2 separate regions of the Mus musculus genome follow, and region 1 is linked to region 2. The links are chromatin loops, found by intact Hi-C in ENCODE. Cell type or tissue: heart. All regions are shown on one strand. Each heading gives the region's core, and the rest is flanking DNA. Links, peaks and the distances in the headings are about the cores only. Region 1 overlaps Cdh5 (cadherin 5). Region 2 has its middle 20 kb from the start of Pdp2.

What was found. Hi-C counts contacts between places; a loop is a spot of excess contacts. Peaks named below come from ENCODE experiments on the same cell type or tissue, not always from the same donor. Only the 100,000 strongest peaks of a DNase experiment are listed, where the experiment ranks them.
Region 1: a loop joins it to region 2, with 5 times the contacts of the local background. A loop is called at or near these places in 4 of 42 quality-filtered maps.

What each region holds. Positions count from the first base shown.
Region 1 is chr8:104,142,936-104,152,867 of GRCm38, reverse strand. It overlaps Cdh5 (cadherin 5), which reads right to left. Exons shown (of 12, transcript NM_009868.4): 12 at 8,366-9,932. The coding sequence ends at 9,870. Among named protein-coding and RNA genes, the nearest start is that of Bean1, 23 kb to the left of the region's middle. In heart, for the core only: CTCF peaks have their summits at 6,380 (motif pointing left) and 8,075 (motif pointing right); DNase peaks (open chromatin) are centred at 6,367 and 6,687.
Region 2 is chr8:104,566,893-104,576,824 of GRCm38, reverse strand. No RefSeq gene overlaps it. Among named protein-coding and RNA genes, the nearest start is that of Pdp2, 20 kb to the left of the region's middle. In heart, for the core only: CTCF peaks have their summits at 5,577 (motif pointing right), 6,254 and 6,998 (motif pointing left); DNase peaks (open chromatin) are centred at 5,704 and 7,124; H3K4me3 peaks cover 969 bases; H3K27ac peaks cover 367 bases.

The DNA.
Region 1 (9,932 bases), core at 1,400-9,399, 420 kb after region 2:
CCTCAGGACCAAGAAACAAGTTGGGGAGGAAAGGGTTTATTCGGCTTACACTTCCATACTGCTGTTCATCACCAAGGAAGCCAGGACTGGAACTCAAGCAGGTCAGGAAGCAGGAGCTGATGCAGAGGCCATGGAGGGATGTTCTTTACTGGCTTGCCTCCCCTGGCTTGCTCAGCCTGCTTTCTTATAGAACCCAAGACTACCAGCCCAGAGATGGTCCCACCCACAAGGGGCCTTTCCCCCTTGATCACTAATTGAGAAAATGCCTTACAGTTGTATCTCATGGAGGCATTTCCTCAACTGAAGCTCCTTTCTCTATGATAACTCCAGCTGTGTCAAGTTGACACAAAACTAGCCAGTACAGCAATGTTCCTTCTTTTCTTTTCTTTTTTCTTTTCTTTTCTTTCTTTTTTTTTGGAGTGGGGAATAATTTGAGGAGTATTGGCATTAACATTTCTTTGAAAGGTTGGTAGGATTCTGTGCTAAAACTCTTTGTCCTTGGGTTTTTATTTTTGGTTGGGAGACTTAATTACTGCTTTTATGGAGGTTATAGGCCTTGTTTAAATTGCTTATTTAATCTTGATTTAACTGTTTCAAGAAAATTATCCATTTATTTTAGATTTTCCAATTTGGTGGAGAACAGGGTTTTCAAATATGTTCTTATGATTCTCTGGATTTCCTGCATATCTATCGTTATGTTCCCCCCTTTTCTTCCTATTTTTTTTTAATTTGGATACTATCTCTCTGCCTTTTAGTTAATATGGATAAGGACTTGTCAGTCTGGCTGATATTTTTCAGAGAACCAACTCTTTGTTTCATTGCTTCTTTGTATTGTTTTTGTCTCTATTTTATTGATTTTCAGCCTTGAGTGTGAATGTTTCTTGCCATCTATTCCTTTTGGGTATGAGTTCCCTCCCTTTTGTTCTAGAGTTTTCAGGTGTGCTGTTAAGTTGCTAGTATGAGATCTCTCCATTTTTTTTAAATGTAAGCACTTAGTGCTATGAGTGTTCTTCCTAGAACTGCCTTCATTGTGCCCCATAAGCTTCAGTATATTGCTTATTTATTTTCATTCAATACTAGAAAATCTTTTTTTTCAGCAAAAATTTCTTTTTTTTTTTCTATCTTGACTCAGTTTTCATCCAGTAGAGTTGTTCAGTTTCCACGAGTTTGTAAACTTTCTGTTGTTTTTATTGTTGTTGACATCCAGCTTTAATCTGTGGTGGTCAGACAGGATTCAGGGTATTATATTGATTTTCTTGTTATCGGTTGAGACTTGCTTTGTGTCTGAGTATATGGTCAGTTTTGGAGAAAGTTCTCTGAGGTGCTGTGTGGTTGTATTCTTTTGTGTTTGGGTAAAATATTCTGTAAATATCTGTTAGGCCCATCAGTTAGATACAACATTTCTCTGTTTAGTTTTAGTCTTGATTACTTGTCTATTAGCAAGGGTAGGGCATTGAAGTCTTCCACTATCAATGTGTGAGAATCAATATATGATTTAAGCTGTAGTAGTGTTTCTTTTAAAAAGTGTTCCTTTTGTTTGGGACATAGATGCTAAGAATTGAAATGTTCTCTTGGTGGGTTTTTCTCTGGATGAGTTTGTTGTGTCCTTCTCTGTCTCTTCTGACTAGTTTTGGTTTAAAGTTTATTTGTCAGATATTAGCTTATTTATAAGATGAATGGCTACCGCAGCTTGTTTCTTAGGTCCATTTTCTTGGAATATCTTTTTATAACTCTTTACACAGTGGTATTTATCATTGATATTAAGGTATGTTTCTTGGATGCAGTAGAAGGATGGATCCTCTTTTTCTAATCATTTTGTTTGCCTGTGTCTTTTATTGGGGGAAGTGAGACCTTTGATGTTGAGAGATATCAATGACCAATGATTGTTGATTCCTGTTATTTCACAGCTGTTGTTGTTGTTGTTGTTGTTGTTGGTGGTGGTGGTGGTGGTGGTGGTGGTGGTGGTAGTGTGTGTGTGTGTGTGTGTGTGTGTGTGTGTGTGTATTTCCCTCCAATCCTCTTTTTTGACTTTGCTGGCCTGGGATTATTTTTTCCCTGTGTTTTCTCAGATGTAGTAAACCTCTTTAGGTTGGAGTTTACCTTTTAGCACCTTCTATAGAGATGGATTTATAGATAGATATAACTTAAATTTAGTTGTATTATTGAATGTTTTGTTTTCTTCATCTATGGTGATTCAAAGTCTGGACTGGCATCTGCGGTCTCTCAGGGTCTGCAGCACAGAAGTCAGGTGTAATTCTAATAGGTCTGTCTCTCTATGTTACTGGGTGTTTCCCTCCTTACAGCTTATATGGAGGTATCCCTTGTATTCCTAGTCTCTCCCGATTTCTATCATGAAAGGGGATTGGATTTTTGAAAGGCTTTTTTTTGTGTGTGTCTAATGAGTTGATCGTGTGATTTTTGTCATTCACCCGGCCTATATGGTGGTTTATATGCTTATAAATGTTTATATGGTGATTAAATTTATAGATTTTCATGTTAAGCCATCCTGGATGAAGCCTACTTCATCCTAGTGGATGATCTTTTTTTGGTGTGTTCTTGGATTCAGCTTGCAAGTATCTGATTGAGATTTTTGCATCAGTGTTCAAATGGGGGAATTTGTTTATAATTTTCTTTCTTTGTTGAATATTTATGTGGTTTAGGCATCAGGGTAATTGCGGCCTTGTTAAAAAGTATTAGACAATGTTTCTTCTATTTCTATTTTGTGCAATAATTTGGGTGTATTGGTGTTAACTCTTCTGTGAAGACCTAATAGAATTCTGTGCTGAAGCCATGGGCCTGGGATGTTTTTGGTTGGGAGACGTTTAATTACTGTTTCTATTTCACTAGGGGCTATGGATCTCTTTATATTTTTAACTGGCTTTTGAAACTGTAAACAAACCCCAATTAAATGCTTTCTTTTATAAAGAGTTGCCTTGGTCATAGTGTTTCTTCATAGCAATAGAACAGTGACTAAGGTAGTGACATTGGTACCAGGGACTGGACTATTTGCTGTGACAGACCTGCTCCCAAAGTTTGTTGGAGGAATATGGGAGACTTTGAGACTACAAAAACAGTTGGACATTCTAAGCAGGGCTTAATGGGCCATTGAAGTAGGCACTTGGAAGGCAGTGAAGAGGGAGATTAAAATGTGGGGACTCAGCTTACAAGTTAAAACCTCAGAGGTGTTGCAGAATATTTGATCACACTGTGAACCCCAGGATTGTGTTATTTACTAGTTGTGGTGTGGCTCACCCTTAAAACACACCTTTAATCTCTCTGGCTGGAATATGGACATGCCCTTAGTATACACCTTTCATCCCAAAATTAGTTCGTAGAAGGAAGCACCCATGTTTGAAAATGATGTCTAATTGAACGGCAGACAGATCAGAGTGACAGATCAGAGAAAGGTTTGTCAGAACAGAATATGTCCAAATTTCATGAGAAGAGAGAGGAAAAAAAGCTACTTAAGAGAGAGCACCACAGAGGGGTGTTGCGGGGGGGGGGGGGGGAGAGAGGAAGAAGGAGGCAGTTTTATCCAGAGATTTTAACAGAGCTGGGTTGAAGAGCTAGACACACATGAAGACAGACAATGAGAAGGAACCAGATTAGAACATATTGTCAGAGTTAGTTTAAGGCCAAGCAGAGCAATTCAGGAGAGGGAAGGAAAGAGAGATGGAGGGAAAGAGAGATGGAGGGAAGGAGAGAGGGAGAGAGAGAGAGAGAGAGAGAGAGAGAGAGAGAGAGAGAGAGAGAGAAATTGAATCAGTTAGTGCAGAAAGGCGTTTGATCCAGAACAGCTGAGTTGAGCCAGTTACAGCTCAGAAGAACTAGAAATGGTGAGCTTATTCAGTATTAGTCTCAGAGGCTGAAAATGTTCTGGGCCTAGATAAGATTGTATGGAGGCTAGAAGCTTCCAGGACTAGGCCTAGGTTAGCAGATTGAGGTAGTAAGCCTCGGAGATGACAATTACATCAAGTGAATAAAAGTTATTACTACACAGAGGTAAACCTTATCAGCCTGGAAGACACAGAGTGGAGAATCTCAGGTGCTAAAGACAAGGCAGAAGAAATGGATGCCTTGGTCAGAGAAAATGTTAAACTAAAAAAGGAAGAGAGAAAGAAAGAAAGAAGGGAGGGAGGGAGGGAGGGAGGGAGGGAGGGAGGGAGGAAGGAAGGAAGGAAGGAAGGAAGGGGAAAGAGAAAGAGAAAGAGAAAGAAAAAGAAAAAGAAAAAGAAAAAAAGAGAAAAAAAAATCAGTCACAAGACAGCTAAGAAGTCAGGGCCATCATGAAAAGTCCGAATTTATGACTAACAGGTGTCTTATTTACAGACAAAGAACCTGGTGTAGAGAGATTGGACTCTGCTGCTGTGTGAGACTTGGAGCTGCTGACTTCTGACATGTCCAGATCTCTCAGCTCACCTGGCCTGGGGCCCAGGCATTTCCCAGACACAGGCTCTTGGAGCTAAAATGAGGAAATTCCTGTCAAACTAGGAAGTTTGTCACCTCACACACCTCACACACTGCATGCACTGCACACACTGCACACACTGCACACACCACACACCTCCCACAGCACACACAGCACACACACCACACACACCTCATATACCACACATACCACATACACCTCACACATCTCACACATACCACATATATCTCACACACCTCACACACCACTCACACACCTCACACACCGCACACACACACACCTCACATACCTCACACACCACACACACTACACACACCTCACACCTCACACAACACACATACCACACACACACCTCACACACACCACACACACCTCACACACCACAATAACACACACTTCACACACACCACACACATCTCACACACATCTCACACACACCACACACACCTCACACACCTCACACAGCACAATACCACACACCTCGCACACACCACATACACACCTTACACATTTCACACACACCACACACACCACACACACCTCACACACCTCACACACCTGTTTGGCCCAGAGAACGGACTGTGCCTCTCTAGCTACAGATGACTTGACCTGTGGCAGGCTGTACCCCAGGTGCGTTCCGGAGCTACATACCCATAGGCTACACTATTCAGAGGGATGGGAATTTTCTTTGTGAAGTCTCAGATCCTGTGTAGAGCCTCATTCAAAAACAAACCCCCTTGCTCTGCATAGCTTCCAATCTAACCTAATGTCACACGCAGAAAAATTGCTTTAAAATAGTCTTTCAATGTTTAAAAACAATGGAGAAAAACTGAGCCATTCACCATTTTGCAGCTACTTTACAAATGAACACGAGAAACATTTCTCTGGGTCTAAGAATGTATGTCAATAATAGAAAACTTGGGAATGACTCAGAATTTCATACCCTGGGGGTGGGTGTTTACCAGGAAAACACAGGGACCAGAGTGTAGTGTGTTTAACTTGGAGTTTGATTTAAGCTCACCTCATGCGTGGGTTGTGACCTCTGGGCCGTTTGTTTTGTTAAAGACTTAATTATTTTATCTTATGTGCACGAATGTTTGTCTCTCATGTATGAATTACAACATGTGTGTGTCCGTGTCCGATGCCCACGGAGAGAAGACGGCAGGTCTCCCGGAACTGGAGTTACAGTGGTGAGCTGACCTGTGGTGCTGGGAACCAGACCCAGGTTTTTTACAAGAGCAACAACTATTTTTAACTGCAGAGCCATTTCTCCAGCTTTTGCTCTAAGGATCTGGCAGTCTACACAACCAAGCTCTTAGTGTTGGGCATTGACTGTGATTCTAGTTTTGCTGTGTAAGCGGCGCTGCACTTAACATGAAGGTACGGAGATACACCCAGTGCTTCCCTCTTGGGCTGACTCTCAGGAAGAGTTTCTGGATGGCTTGGGACTTTGCTTGTGAGAGTCAAAGGCTTCATGCGTCACCTACAGGACAGCAAGACCGTAAGGAATTTTGATCTGAGAGGCCATAGAACCGGGGCATGTAAACACTTACTGGTTCTGGCCCCAGTGGAACACCCCAGACTCATTTGGAGTGTGTGTGTGTGTTGGGTGATGGGGCACACTGACCTATGTTATTCTAGGGTGGGAGAGAGGTGACAGGATAGAGAAGGGTTATGGCGTGCCTGTGATACTCAAACTCAAGGACATTGGGGTGCTGGAAGCTGCAGGAACTCTAGCTCTAGGCAGCGTGTGGGAGTGGGTCCCTGCCTTTCCAAACAAGAACCTATGGAGGTTGTTCTGCTAGGCCCGGAGTTCATTCTTTTAAATACAACTGTCTCTGCCAAAGCAAAGAATTCCCAGGGCCTGCCATCTATCTGCTTTAGGGTGCCAGAAAGTGGGATAGTGGTTAGGACCGAGCATTTGTAAATGCAGCGCGCCCCCTAGTGGGAGTTTTCTGATTTCCCAATGGCCGGAGTGTGGAGGTGCTGCTAGGTAGGAAAGAAGTCTCTTGCCCACACATATCTTTCTGGGAACCCGGAACCAGGCTCTAGCCCCAACTGTGCCCCTTAATTGTATGGCTCTGACCCCGTTGCACCGTGCTCTAGGTTTTACCTTGATCTTCTGTGAAGTGAAGGTCACGGGGTCATCGTGATTTGGTCCTGGAGAGTAGCAGGCCGGAGATCTTCCTCCTCTGTTCTGAGCCTGGGAGCCCAGGGCCGCTGGAGTAGGCAGTCAGATTCCAGAAAGCATTGGGTTTTTACCCTACTGTGGCGTTCAGTAAAAGCTCCGGGCCTCAAAGTGGGCCCACAGCCTTCATGAGGGACACCTGTGACTCAGGGTGACTAGGACCCAAGCAGAGGTGGCCTGAATGGCTAAAGACGTCAGACCCTAGTGAAGAGTCAGGACTTCATCTAGAGGGCACTGGGGAGCTCTCAGAGGATTTGAGGCAGAGTACTCCTTGGAAAAGATGGTAGGGAAAGATCTTATGGAAGACAGATTTAGAGCAGAGGTCTCATCCAGACAGTTAGGAACACTGGGCTGGAGGAGGTGACATCCACAGAAATAGCAAAATGTAGACTATTTCCCCTACTGGCAACTCTGGAAATAAATGCCAACTTCACCTTCATTAGGGTCCCCCAACAACTGGGGCAGGGGCTGTCCCTGAGCCTGTTGCCTGCTTGCCTACCTGCCTGCCTGCCTGCCTGTCTGCCCCGTGGATCCTAGGCCCCTAAATGGACCACCGTGTCTGGCCTCTGTGGAAGAGGATCCACCTAATCCCACAACGACTTGATGTGCTGGGGTTGGGGGTTAGGGATGGTGTGTTAGTGGGGAGCAACACCCAGAGGCTTCCCCTTCTCAAAAGAAAAGGGGAAGGTAGAATGGGGGTACTGGGAAGAGAAGTGAGCTGATATTGGGTTGTAAAGTGAATAAATAAATTTTAAAAAAAGCCAACCTCACAATTACCAGGGGTTTATCTAGTTAAGTAAAATAGATTAAAAGGGCAAATTTCACTAGGGATGATGAACGTTGTGGCATTGTAACTTGGTCATAGTTCTATCTCCTGTTTTCTGCATCTTGGAGCCCTGCTTCCAAGAGCATCACCGTTGGGGAGAATGGCAGCAACCATGGAAAGAGTACCCCAGAAGCTGTGAGTCTCCACAACCTGTTCCCAGGGGACTTGCTGAGCTCTCTGGTGGGTTATACAGACAACTTCTCTTGCAAGGCCTTGTTCATTTAACTTGATTCAGAGAAACTCGAGCTAGGGAAGAGCTGACCAAACCTTCAGAAAGGGCAAATGGAGGAGAAAGCTTTTCTGTGGAGGGATTTAAAAACTGCAAGCATATTTTTTGGCATTGAGATGCCGCCGTGTGTGCAGGGCTGGCTGTGTGCCTATTTGTCCAGGAAAAGAGCTGCTTCTTTGCTCATTACAAAAGGCAGCTGCCCTTCCCAAACAGCAGCCCCGACTGCTGCGTATACTGAAAATATGGGGGTAAGGCATAGAGCATTGTGGGGGTGGGGAGGCTGAGTGCATAGAAGGCTGAATTGGATCTCTCCCATTTTCTGTCACTAGTAGTTTTCTTTGTGAAAGAATAGACCTTTCGGTTATGTGTGCACAAGCACACTTGAGTGGAGGTGCTCTCCAAGGCCAGAAGAGGGCATCGGATGCCTTGGAGATGGAGTTCCAGGTAAGCTGTCTAATGTGGATCCTGGGAAGTGACCTTGGGTCTTCTGTAAGAGCGGTATACACGCTTAACCAACGAGCCATCTGTCTAGCCCCATAGCCTACTTTCGTGGTGACTCACAATTTCCTTTGCCCTCTGAGTTCCTCTGGTGAGGGTGGTAGCAGTTGTATACGTGTATGCATGTCTCTGTGTGCATTTGCGTGCATACATGTGTGTGTGTTTCATATGAGCTCTTTCAGCTCTAGAAAAGGAAGAATTTCAAGATGTCTTTATTTAGATATAAAAAAAGGTACAGTACATCTCATGCACCAGGGTGACTAATAGATAGTCATTATCCTTACAGCAATGACTACAGAAAGGAAATAAAAACTTACAGGAATTGTTCCTCTAACTAAGAAACCCGAATTAAAAAAAAATTGTTAACCTAAATAGCAAACTGCTTATCACACAGCAAACCTTATTCTATGTCTGTGAGAACTAGAGTCTTATAATAAGTATCATTAGTAAAAAAAAAAAAATAAGAGAAACTAATTATTGATTAGACAAATGTCAGAGCTATCGATAGTCCCCTGCAGAAAGGCCTTGTTGGGGGAGGATTCCACAAGGAGGGTGAGTTGAAGGCACATTTCCGCCTCGCTTGGGCCTCTTTGTGTCTGTATGCCCCTTCCTCCAGCTGTCACTCAGTGGAAAGTTACTCAACTCTCTCCAAGGGAGAGATGCAGAGAGGCCACACTGCCCCTGGAAAGGGCAGGGGTCTTGCATTCTGCAAGGTGTGCCCTGGGGGTGAGGTTCATTCCCTGAGATGTGGCAACTAGGCAAAAGGCGAGTGGCGTGGTGGCTCTGTGGTGCAGTTACGGTTCAGCCAGGCTTGCAGAGGCTGTGTCTTGGGCGCCCCCAAGAGATATAAGTGGACAGCAAGAGAAAAGGAAGAGTGAGTGACCAGGCGAGGCGGCTGCCTCCTGCAGGCAACCAGAGCAGGGCTGAGTAGCAGAGGGTCCTCTTAGCTCTTCTGGGATCTTTCTGGTGAGTGGGTTAGAGGCTATCCTTGCTCTATGACCTGTCACCTATGACCTGTCACCTATGGTCTCCACAGTCCTCCCTGGGTGAATTCACAGTTGCTTCAAATTCGACAAGCCATTTTCCTGAAGTTGACGGAATGAGTCATTGCTCATCAAAGCAGTGCATGGGGCTCAGGCCTGCCGGATCACCTCAGGACCCAAGGTCAGGAGCTGCGGACAGTCTCCTTCCTCCCTGGACAGGCCTGGGTAGGGGCTGGGCACTGGGTAGGTGTGAGGGAGGCTCAGCAGTGCTGGGTCTCCTGAGGGCAGGCATGATGGATGAGTTACAGCCTCCCTTTAGATTGGACTTGATCCTTACCAGGGGCTCAGGGACCCTTGGGGAAGACTAAAAGTTCAGCATAGTCAGTTTGCTTGGTAGCGTTGAAGGGACTGGAGGTCTCGAATAGATCAGGAGTGTGTATGTGTGTATATGAGGAGGGAGGGGTGCGGGGTGGGGGTGGGGGTGGGAGGAGCCCAGACAGAATACTACTCTCACTCTTCCAGTTTTTGGAGTGGCCATCAATAAGATATGTCTCTGTTCCTGGATATTTAAGGGGCCTGGAATTTGCTACCTTGGGGATGGAAGGGGCGCTGGGTTGAAGAGTCTGGTGTCACTCCTTGGAAATCAGGGAAGACAGTGTCCGGTGTCTGATCCAGGTTGCAATGAGGTTGGGTCCCCAGGCCCAAAGACCAGAACCCTAGATGATGAGTTCCTCCTGGGGATCTGAGCCGTACAGCTCAGCCAGCATCTTGAACCTGGG
Region 2 (9,932 bases), core at 727-8,726:
TTTTGTCTGGATGACCTGTCTATTGTTGAGAATTGAATATTGAAGTCTCCCATTCCTAGTATGTGAAGGTCAATATGCAATTTCAGCTGTAGTAGTGGGGTTTTTTAAATTTGTTTTTGTTGTTGTTGTTGTTTAATGAAACTGTGTGCCTTTGTGTTTGGGGCAATGTCCTTTTGGTGGATTTTTCTTTTGATGAACATATAGTGTTCTTCTCTATCTCTTGATTTGTTTTGCTTTGAAGTCTATTTTGTCAGATATTAAAATGGCTACACCAGCTTGCTTCTTAGGTCCATTTGTTTGGAATATCCTTTTCCATCCTTTTACCCTGAAGTGAGTCTATCCTTGATGTTGAGGTATATCTCTTGGATGCAGAAGAAGAATAGATCCTGTTTTTTTTACATCAATTCGGTTAGTCTATGCCTTTTTGTTGGGGAATTGAGACCTTTGTTGTTGAGAGATATCAACATAATGAGTCGAAGGCCAGTTCAAGATGCTGCTTCAAAAACAAATCAACAAGACGTAGCACAGTCAACTCAGTAGGGACATGCGTCTCTTGGATAATTCCAGCAAAGTACTCTGTTTCCTTATCTATGCAGTCACAATTTACTTGTCAGGAAAACAATATTTGAAGTCACTCTTGTACTAGGAGGGCCTGAGATAGTAGCAGTTTGTTTCTGCTAAAATAGCAGCATCGGGGAGAGACATGAGACTTGGCAAAAGCCCTGGGTGTCTTTATTCTTTGACAATTAGCGGAGGAATTTAGCTTTGCAGTGGCATCCTTGCTACCCAGCCCCCTTAGGCTTTCTGTTTTGCTAGCTCATCCGAACACTGTAAAGCTGTTTCTGCACTAGAGGGTTGCAGTGTACTTCGGTTGCTTTATTCCTGAGAACTTTTAGCACGTACCTAATTCTGTAGTTTTATAATTATGTTTTTAACCATTCCTAGAATTTATTTTTTTTTAATTTAGGGGCTGTAGTTTTTTTAGGGTTCTGCAGTTAAGAGCACTGGCTAGTCTTCCAGAGGACCCCAATTCCTAGCACCTACAGGGCAGCTGATCACTGTCTGCAATGCTGGTGTCAGGAGATCTGACTCCTTCTGCAAGCTCTAGGCATGCACATGATACATGCACATACATGCAAGCAAAATACTCATACACATAAACTACTAATAAGATATCATTTTTATTTATTTTGTTTTCTGAGTATGGATATTTTGATTGCACACATATACCTGTGCACCACATGCAGACCTGGTGTCATGGGTCACCTGGAACTGGAGTTACAGACAGATATGAGCTGCCATGTGGGTGCTGGGAATTAAACCTGGGTCCTTTAGAGAAGCAGCCAGTGCTCTTAACTGCTGAGCCATTTCTCCAGCCCAATAATGCATATTTTTTAAATAAAATAAAAATTATAGGGCTAGCCAGGCAGTGGTGGTGCGCGCCTTTAATCCCAGCACTTGGGAGGCAGAGGCAGGTGGATTTCTGAGTTTGAGGCCAGCCTGGTCTACAGAATGAGTTCCAGGACAGCCGGGGCTATACAGAGAAACCCTGTCTCAAAAAACAAAACAAAACCAAAACCAAACAAAAAAAATTATAGGGCTGAAGAGATGACTCAGTGGTTAAGAGCACTGACTGCTCTACCAGAGGTCCTGAGTTCAATTCCCAGCAACCACGTGGTGACCCACAACCATCTGTAATGGGATCTGATGCCCTCTTCTGGTGTGTCTGAAGACAGCTACAGTGTACTCACATACATAAAATAAACAAATAAATCTTTAAAACTATCTATTTATTTCTTTGGTGTTTATGTGTGCCTGCATGCGTCATGGGGTGAGTATAAATGTCAGAGAACAGCTTTTCAGGAGTCTGTCCTTGCCTTCCACCATCCTGAGGCAGATGTGCTGTGCTGTGTGGTTCGGGATGGTTCTCTGACTCTGCCTTCCATCATTCTTTTTGTTGTTGTTGTTTTGGTTTTGTTTTTGTTTTTTCGAGACAGGGTTTTGCTATATAGCCCTGGCTGTCCTGGAACTCACTCTGTAGACCAGGCTGGTCTCGAACTCAGAAATCTGCCTGCCTCTGCCTCCCAAGTGCTGGAATTAAAGGCGTGTACCACCACTGCCTGGCCCATCATTCTTTAGGAGGTCCCTGTACCACAACTGGCTTTTTGGTTTTGCTTGTTTGTTTGTTTGTTTGTTTGTTTGTTTGTTTGTTTGTTTGTTTTTGTGAGCCCTGGGGATCAGCTGTGCATATTCTGGTTTTGAAACACTTTTACCCTGAGTCACCTGCCTGTCCCCTCTCACTTAGAACGCTGAGCAGAAAGAGCAAGGTGTGTCATGAAGATCTCTACCTGATGTTAAACCTGCAGCCTGGAGGGAGAGTCTGAGGGGACCTGAGAAGGAGCAAGAAGTGGTGTCTGTAAACTGCAAGGAGGATTTTGAGGAGAGGTGGAGCTGGAACAAAGACAGAGGCCAGCATGGCGGGGGTGGGGGGGTGGGGGTGGGGATCACTGAAAACTTTTTTTCATCAGACCTAGCAGAAGGCTGGATGGAGCAATGGAGATCCCCCTGCAGTTGACTCTTTGGTGTGATTTCAATAGAGGATGGGGGATGGGTAACTGTAGGTTTTTATTCATACTATGGGACCACTTTTGTATTCCATCATATAGAAAGGAGCCTACATGTACACATGGAAAATAAGCTGAATGCATAGACACTGCCAGTGGCTTGCTTGTTCTGCGTTAACTCTGTAGCCCAGATGGCCCCAGAGAAATACGGGTTGTTCACTAGAGACTAGCTAAAGAGCTCACTTGTCTCAAGACTGAAGGAAGAGTACAGGAATAACAACGAGAGACATGGACGTCACAGGTCTCAGAAATGTGACTGACCACCTAACCAGAGGGGCAAGGCTGTGGCCTGACTGCCTTTGTGTCCCCTGCCTAGAAAGCACATGCTGGCTGAAGGTAAGAGGAGTGGTGGGTCTTTAGGGTGCTAACCCACTGCTTTCTCTGACCACTGACTCTGAAGAAAGCGCAATTTAAAGATTCCGTTCTCATCGCGGCTTGTTGGCATTTGTGTTGCCAGGCAGCGGGAGCTCCAGGATTCTGGTTAACATGCATCCTCCCTCATCTTTAAACAAAATGTATTTTCATATATTTTATGCCTATGGGTTTTGCCTGCATGTATATCTGTGCACCACTTACATGCCCGATGCCCTCAGAGGCCAGAAGAGGACATTGGATCTCTGGAACTGGAGATACTGATCATTGTGAGCCACCACGTGGGTGCTAGGAATTGAACCCCAGTCCTCTGCAAGAGCAACCAGATGTCTTGACTGCTGGGTCTCCTCTCTATAGCGCTCCTCCTCATCTTTATCTCTCTCCAACAGCTGATTGGCTATTCCTGTTCTACCAGTTAAAGATGGTGGCTGGAAAAACTCAGTTGCCACAGACTTAGATTCACGCCTAGAGGATGCATCTAACCTAGAGGATAAATTTAGAGGAGTAGGTTAGTGGCTTGTGGTAAATAACATAACTTTTGTTCAATGCCCCGTCCTGTTTATATAGAGGCTTGGGATGAGTAAGTTAAATGCAGTCTCAGAGAGTCACTTGGGAGTCTGCAGTCTCTCTTTCCTGGTATTGTCTGCTCAATTGAGACAGACCATTTTCCTGGAGAGGATGTTTCAGCCCAACACTTCCTTTCTGGGGCTCACTGAGAATAGTTTGAGCACAGCCACCTGTACCCTCCCAAGAATTCTGTTTTTACAACCAAGGCACTCATACTGTCAACCTCACTAAGTAGCTCAGGTTGTCCTTGAACTTGCTGGATTGCCCAAGCTAACTCTGAGCTCATGATTCTCCCTGCCTCAGCTTTCTTTCTGTGTGCCCAGACTACCCAGAGGCAACGCCATAACCAGTGGGAAGCGTTTTCTGCCTAGGAAACCAACTGTAGTAGTTTGAATGAGAATGGCAGTTATGGGCTGAATATTTGATCCCCAGTTAATGGAATTGTTTGGCAAAGATTAGATGTAGCCTCACTGGAGTAGATGTAACCTTGGAGGAAGTTTGTCAGTAGGGATGAGTGTTGAAGCTTCGAAATCCCATTTCAGATCTAATCTCTCCCTCCCCACTCCCCTCCCCACTCCCCTCCCCCTCCCCCTCCCCTCCTCCTCCTCCTCCTCCTCCTCCTCCTCCTCCTCCTCCTCTTCTTCTTCTTCTTCTTCTTCTTCTTCTTCTTCTTCTTTCTTCTTCTTCTTCTTCTTCTTCTTCTTCTTCTTCTTCTTCTTCTTCCTTCTTCTTCTTCTTCTTCTTCTTCTTCTTCTTCTTCTTCTTCTTCTTCTTCCTTCTTCTTCTTCTTCTTCTTCTTCTTCTTCTTCTTCTTCTTCTTCCTTCTTCTTCTTCTTCTTCTTCTTCTTCTTCTTCTTCTTCTTCTTCTTCCTTCTTCTTCTTCTTCTTCTTCTTCTTCTTCTTCTTCTTCTCCTTCTTCTTCTCTCTCTCTCTCTCTCTCTCTCTCTCTCTCTCTCTCTCTCTCTCTCTCTCTCCTCTGCCTGCTGCCTGTGGATCAGGAGGTAAAGCCCTCAGCTACTGCTCCAGTACCCTGCCTGTCTTTGTGCCATCCATGGTGATCATGGGGATTAAGTCTCTGAAAAATGTAAGCAAGTCCCCAATTAAATAATTTCATTTATGAGAGTTGCTTTGGCCGTGGTGTCTCTTCACAGCAACTAAAACACCAACCAAGTTGCTATTTGGTCTTCTGGGGGGAAGCCAGGGTATAGGTTAGGGTGAGGGGATAAGAGAAACAAGGGCTTACCCCTTTTCGTATGCCTCCAGAAGACCAATGCCCTCTTCTGTAACTCTGCAGTACATGTGCATGACTGCCCCCCCCGACACATACATGCACATGGGTTTTTTTAATATTTATTTATTTATTATATGTAAGTACACTGTAACTGTCTTCAGACACTCCAGAAGATGGCATCAGATCTCACTACGGATGGCTGTTAGCCACCATGTGGTTGCTGGGATTTGAACTCAGGACCTTTGGAAGAGCAGTCGGTGTTCTTAACCGCTGAGCCATCTCACCAGCCCCCACATGTTTTTTTAAAATGTAAAAACTTTTACCTACTTTTATGTATATGAGTGTTTGCCCACATGTATGTATTTGTACCACATGTGTGCCTGGTGCCCTCAGAGGTCAGAAGAGAGCATCAGATTCCCCCCAGAACTAGAGTTACAAATGGTTGTAAGCAACCACAAAGGTGCTGAGGATTGTCTCCAAGTCCCCTCCAAGAGCAGTAAGTGCTCTTATCTGCCAAGACATCTCTCCAGTCCTATTAAAAAAAGAAAAGAAAAGAAAAAAACTAATACTCTAAAACTAAAAAAAACTAATTGGCAGTGACATAGTTGGATGGATTTTGCACTCCGAGTTGCAAATGACTCGTATCCTTTCTTGAAAATGAGTTTGGAGACGAGTGAAAGAACGGCCTTGGGAATTTGGCGTGGGTAGAGGAAGCAGGAGAGGCCCTTCTGAGTAGTTGAAGTATGGGTTCTGGCGGCACTTTCACTTGCAATATCTATAAGCAGAGGCTGCCAGAAGGGGGCGCCTCAAGCTCGCTCATCGAAAGGAAAACCTTCAGTGGCTCCTAGGTCATCAAGCAACGACCCCAATCCGTTTGTGCTATTTAACGAAACAGTAACTCTCCAGGAAATTGCGAGTGCCAGAGTTCCCTCTCTGCTTCTCCTAGGGAAGCCCTGGCTAGAGCAAGCCCGTAGGCAGCTCCAGGCATTGCGAGGGACCAGCTGGCAGCCTGGGATGTGCATGAGGATGGGGACGTGCAGGGTATCAACGTCCCAGCCTCCTCTGGCTGGAGTAACCCGGCCTTGGCCTGAGCAGTTGCACCCTGCATCTTGATGTAGGTAGAGCGTGGGGCTGGAATTGGCCAAGACAGAACGTGAAATAGAAAAGGCTGATTGTGACCAAGAAGAAAGGACGCGTTGATAATGGTCTGTGCTTTCCCCCTCCCTCCCTCATTGTGCTAGCCTGTTTATCTGTTAAGAAACGTTTAATGGGGCAGGAAGTTAACAATGCTTAGTTCTGGAGAATGAAACTGTAGGAACTTACACACTCTTTACGGTTTCATTTCGTTGACTACCTTGCCGTGGGGAGATACGGTGGAACACTGACTACTTCCCTAAGCTTGCACCGAGGAAATGGCTCAGGAGGGGGCTGAGAGCGCCCCCTGGCCCTGGGGATGGGGACTCTGTCTCTGTCTGATTCTGTCTCTGAGTTCCTCTTTGTGTGTGTGTGTCCGTCTGTCTATCTTTGTCTGTCTCTCTGTCTTTCTGTCTATCTCTGTCTGTCTCTCTGTCTCTCATACATATCCTTCCCTTCCCCTTCCTCCCTCCATTCATCCATCCCTCCTTCCTTCCCTCCCTCCCCTTCTTCTTCTTCTTCTTCTTCTTCTTCTTCTTCTTCTTCTTCTTCTTCTTCTTCTTCTTCTTCTTCTTCTCCTTCTCCTCCTCCTCCTCCTCCTCCTCGTCCTCGTCCTCGTCCTCCTCCTCCTCCTCCTCGTCCTCCTCCTTCTCCTCCTCCTCCTTCTCCTCCTACCCCTTCTTCTTCTTGTTTGGTTTTTTGAGACAGGGTTTCTCTATATAGCCCTGGCTGTCCTGGAACTCATTCTGTAGACCAGGCTGGCCTCGAACTCAGAAATCCACCTGCCTCTGCCTCCCAAGTGCTGGGATTAAAGGCATGGGCCACCATGCCCTCCTCCTCCTCCTCCTCCTCCTTCTTCTTCTTCTTCTTCTTCTCTCTCTCTCTCTCTCTCTCTCTCTCTCTCCCCCCCATCTCTCTCCCCCCGTCTCTCTCTCTCTCTCTCTCTCTCTCTCTCTAGAGGTCAGAAGATTTGCAGTTTTCTCCTTTCACCACCTAAGTGGAACTCAATTCCTCAGGCTTATAGGTAAAAGCCTTTACTATCTGAGCCCTCTAGTGGCTGGGTGCAGCTGTTGTCCTCTGGGAAATCAGGGAAGACTCTTTCCTGTAAGACTTTGGAAGAGATCTAAATTTAGAAAGGAAGAACATTTCCTACAGAGCAAACAGCAGGGGCAGAGGTCCTGACCTGGGACACCTTGGATTCTATGGTCATTCCTGCCTGCTCTGTCTCCAAGCGGGGGGGCCAGGACTGGATAAGATTTAAGAGCACAACTCCTCTGTGCTTCCTCTGAGTTCTGCTCTTGTTGGACTTGATACCACAAAATGCTCTAAGATAAAGAGCCATGGCCCACTCCTTGGAAGGAGCGGCAGTTGGATGGATTTCTGCTTACTATTCCCAGTTACACAATGGCCTGGTTCAGGCTCTGGGGAATCCTGCAGCAAACGAATTCCATCCCACCTCACAGAAGTCTGAATGTTTCATAGAGGAATACCTTCTTAGTGGTGAAGCCTCTGACATCTATGAGCTCATGCACTTTATGTTTGGTAAGGTGCCTGTTGTGATTTTAGTTACTGTTATTAATGTGTCTCACTGTCCAGGCTGACCTTGGCCTGGCTATGTAGTCCAGGCTGGCCCCCAGCTCATGATCCTCCTGCCTCCATCCCCTAAGTATATAGGTTATAGGCCAGTGTCATTGGGTCTGGAGTGATGATTGCTTATGATAGCCAGTTTGATTGGATTAACAAAAGCCTAGGAGATGGGTGGAATGCACCTATGAGTGTGCTCATAATGTTTTTTTCCAGCAACAATTAGAGTGTGGTGACCAAATGAATGAATCAAGCCCTTAATGGCTTTGTTCTGGGGACAGCATACAATGAGGAACTGCCTGCAGCAGACTGGGATGGAGACATCTCAGTAACCCGCAGCAGCTCTTTGTAAAAAAAAAAAAAAAACAGTTGTTGTGGGAAGCCACATGTGCCGTTGCAGGGTGGCGCTGGCTACTGCTGGCCACCACGCATACATAGGCAGTAAAGTTTTTTTACCAAGATGAGGTTTTGAGAATTAACCAATCAGATGAGAGACAAGTTAACCAATCAGATGAAAGACAAGTTAACCAATCAGATGAGAGAGAAGTTAACCAATCAGATGTAGGCATGCAAATGAGGTGGCAAGCATAACCCAAGCACAACCAATCCGGGTGTGAGACACGCCTCTCCTAGGCCTATATAAGCAGCACCAGTTCTGGGCTTGGGGTCTCTTCGCCTCTGCAATCAAGCTCTCCCAATAAACGTGTGCAGAAGGATCCTGTTGCAGCGTCGTTCTTGCTGGCCAGTCGGGCGCATGCAAGAAGTTGTTCCCATTTCTCCTAACCTTAGCCCTGGACAACAGCTGTATAGATTTCATTTGTGCGTGACTACTTTTTGGTTGGCCTTGGTGTGCATATTATTCTATTAATTCTGACTTTCTTATTACTTTCTCCTTCTGCTCTGGTGAATTCTGTGAAACTAGATGTTCCCTGATGTAACGATTTTCAAACAATTAAGAATTGAGACATGGGGCACAGCACAGCACAGTCCTAATGGCCCAGGTGCATGCTGCGTGTTCTCATCTTGGAAACAGTGTAATAACTGTACAGTGGTCGTTCCAGATTAATGCTTGACTTGCAAAGAAAGTTTGAAGAAATTATTAGAAAATGAAATAGAGCCAACATTGGAACCCCAAGAAAGGAAAAACTATTGAAGTTATGAAATAAGTTTTACTGGTGGCGCACACCTTTAATCCCAGCACTTGGGAGGCAGAGGCAGGCAGATTTCTGAGTTCGAGGCCAGCCTGGTCTACAGAGTGAGTTCCAGGACAGCCAGGGCTACACAGAGAAACCCTGTCTCAAAAAATCAAAAAAAGAAAAAAGAAATAAGTTTTACACAAATTTGAGAATGGTTCCTGGATAACCAAGTATAGAATATGTAAAATCTTATAGTAGTAAAACTAAGTCAAAACACTGGGACTCTTAGGAGAATCACTGTGTGCAATATGCAGAAGCAGAAAGCTACTGGAGTTAAGGGTTATCTTGATTCCTTCTGGCCACTGCCTAGCAGCTTTGCCCATGTCATTTATCATTAGAGCTTCACAGGAAAATGCAAGTAGCTGGCCTTGGGGCTCTGGGCTCTGAAATACAATAAGTTAAAAGTTAAAGTTTAAATAATGGTAAGTTTGCAGTTATTATTTCTTTGGCTTTAAGCCTGGGAATAGGGAAGCTTGAACTTTTGGGGAACAATTGTAATTCTTAGTTCTTTGTGGAACATGGTTATTCTTTTGAATTTGATTTGGCAATGATTGTACAATGTCTTTTTTTTTAACCTGCTTTTGGAGTAGCAATAAAAGACTGGGGCAAGTAAAAGGCAAGAGAGAGAATGAGAGAGCCAATGCAGAGAGCGTAAGAAGAGAGAATGTGGAGAGAGTGAAGAGGGAATGAGAGGCGTGTATGGAGAGTGTGTGTGAGAGATGTGTGAATTGAAGAGTGTGTGTGAGAGTAAAAGGGGAATGCACAGAGATGTGTGTGAACCTGGGAGTTCAAGAAAAGTCGAGTGCACAGGAGAATGCAGAGCATGCGCAGCCTCAAGCTGCAAGCAAATGAGCGAGCGAGAGAGAAAGAGAGCAGAGGATGAGAGAGAAGAGAGAGAAACTTTAAGCCTTGAAAACTTGCCTCTTAGCTTGTACCCAAAATGCAGTCTGTGTATATTTATTATGTGCCTTCCAGATAGCCCTGCTTCCAGTTGAGAACTCTGATCCTGTGTCCAGATTGGACCCTGACAGCTTTTGCATTATTGAAAGGTAGAAGGTGCGGCCTCGTTAGAAGAAGTCGGTTCCTGGGGACTCCTCTTAGGGCTTTCCCTTGCTCCTTCCTAGGTGCCATTTTCTCTGCCTCCTGGGTGCCCTTCCCGAGAGAACTCCTCTCCTCTGCCATACTCTCTCTGCCATGATGACTGGACCCTCTAAAACCATAAGA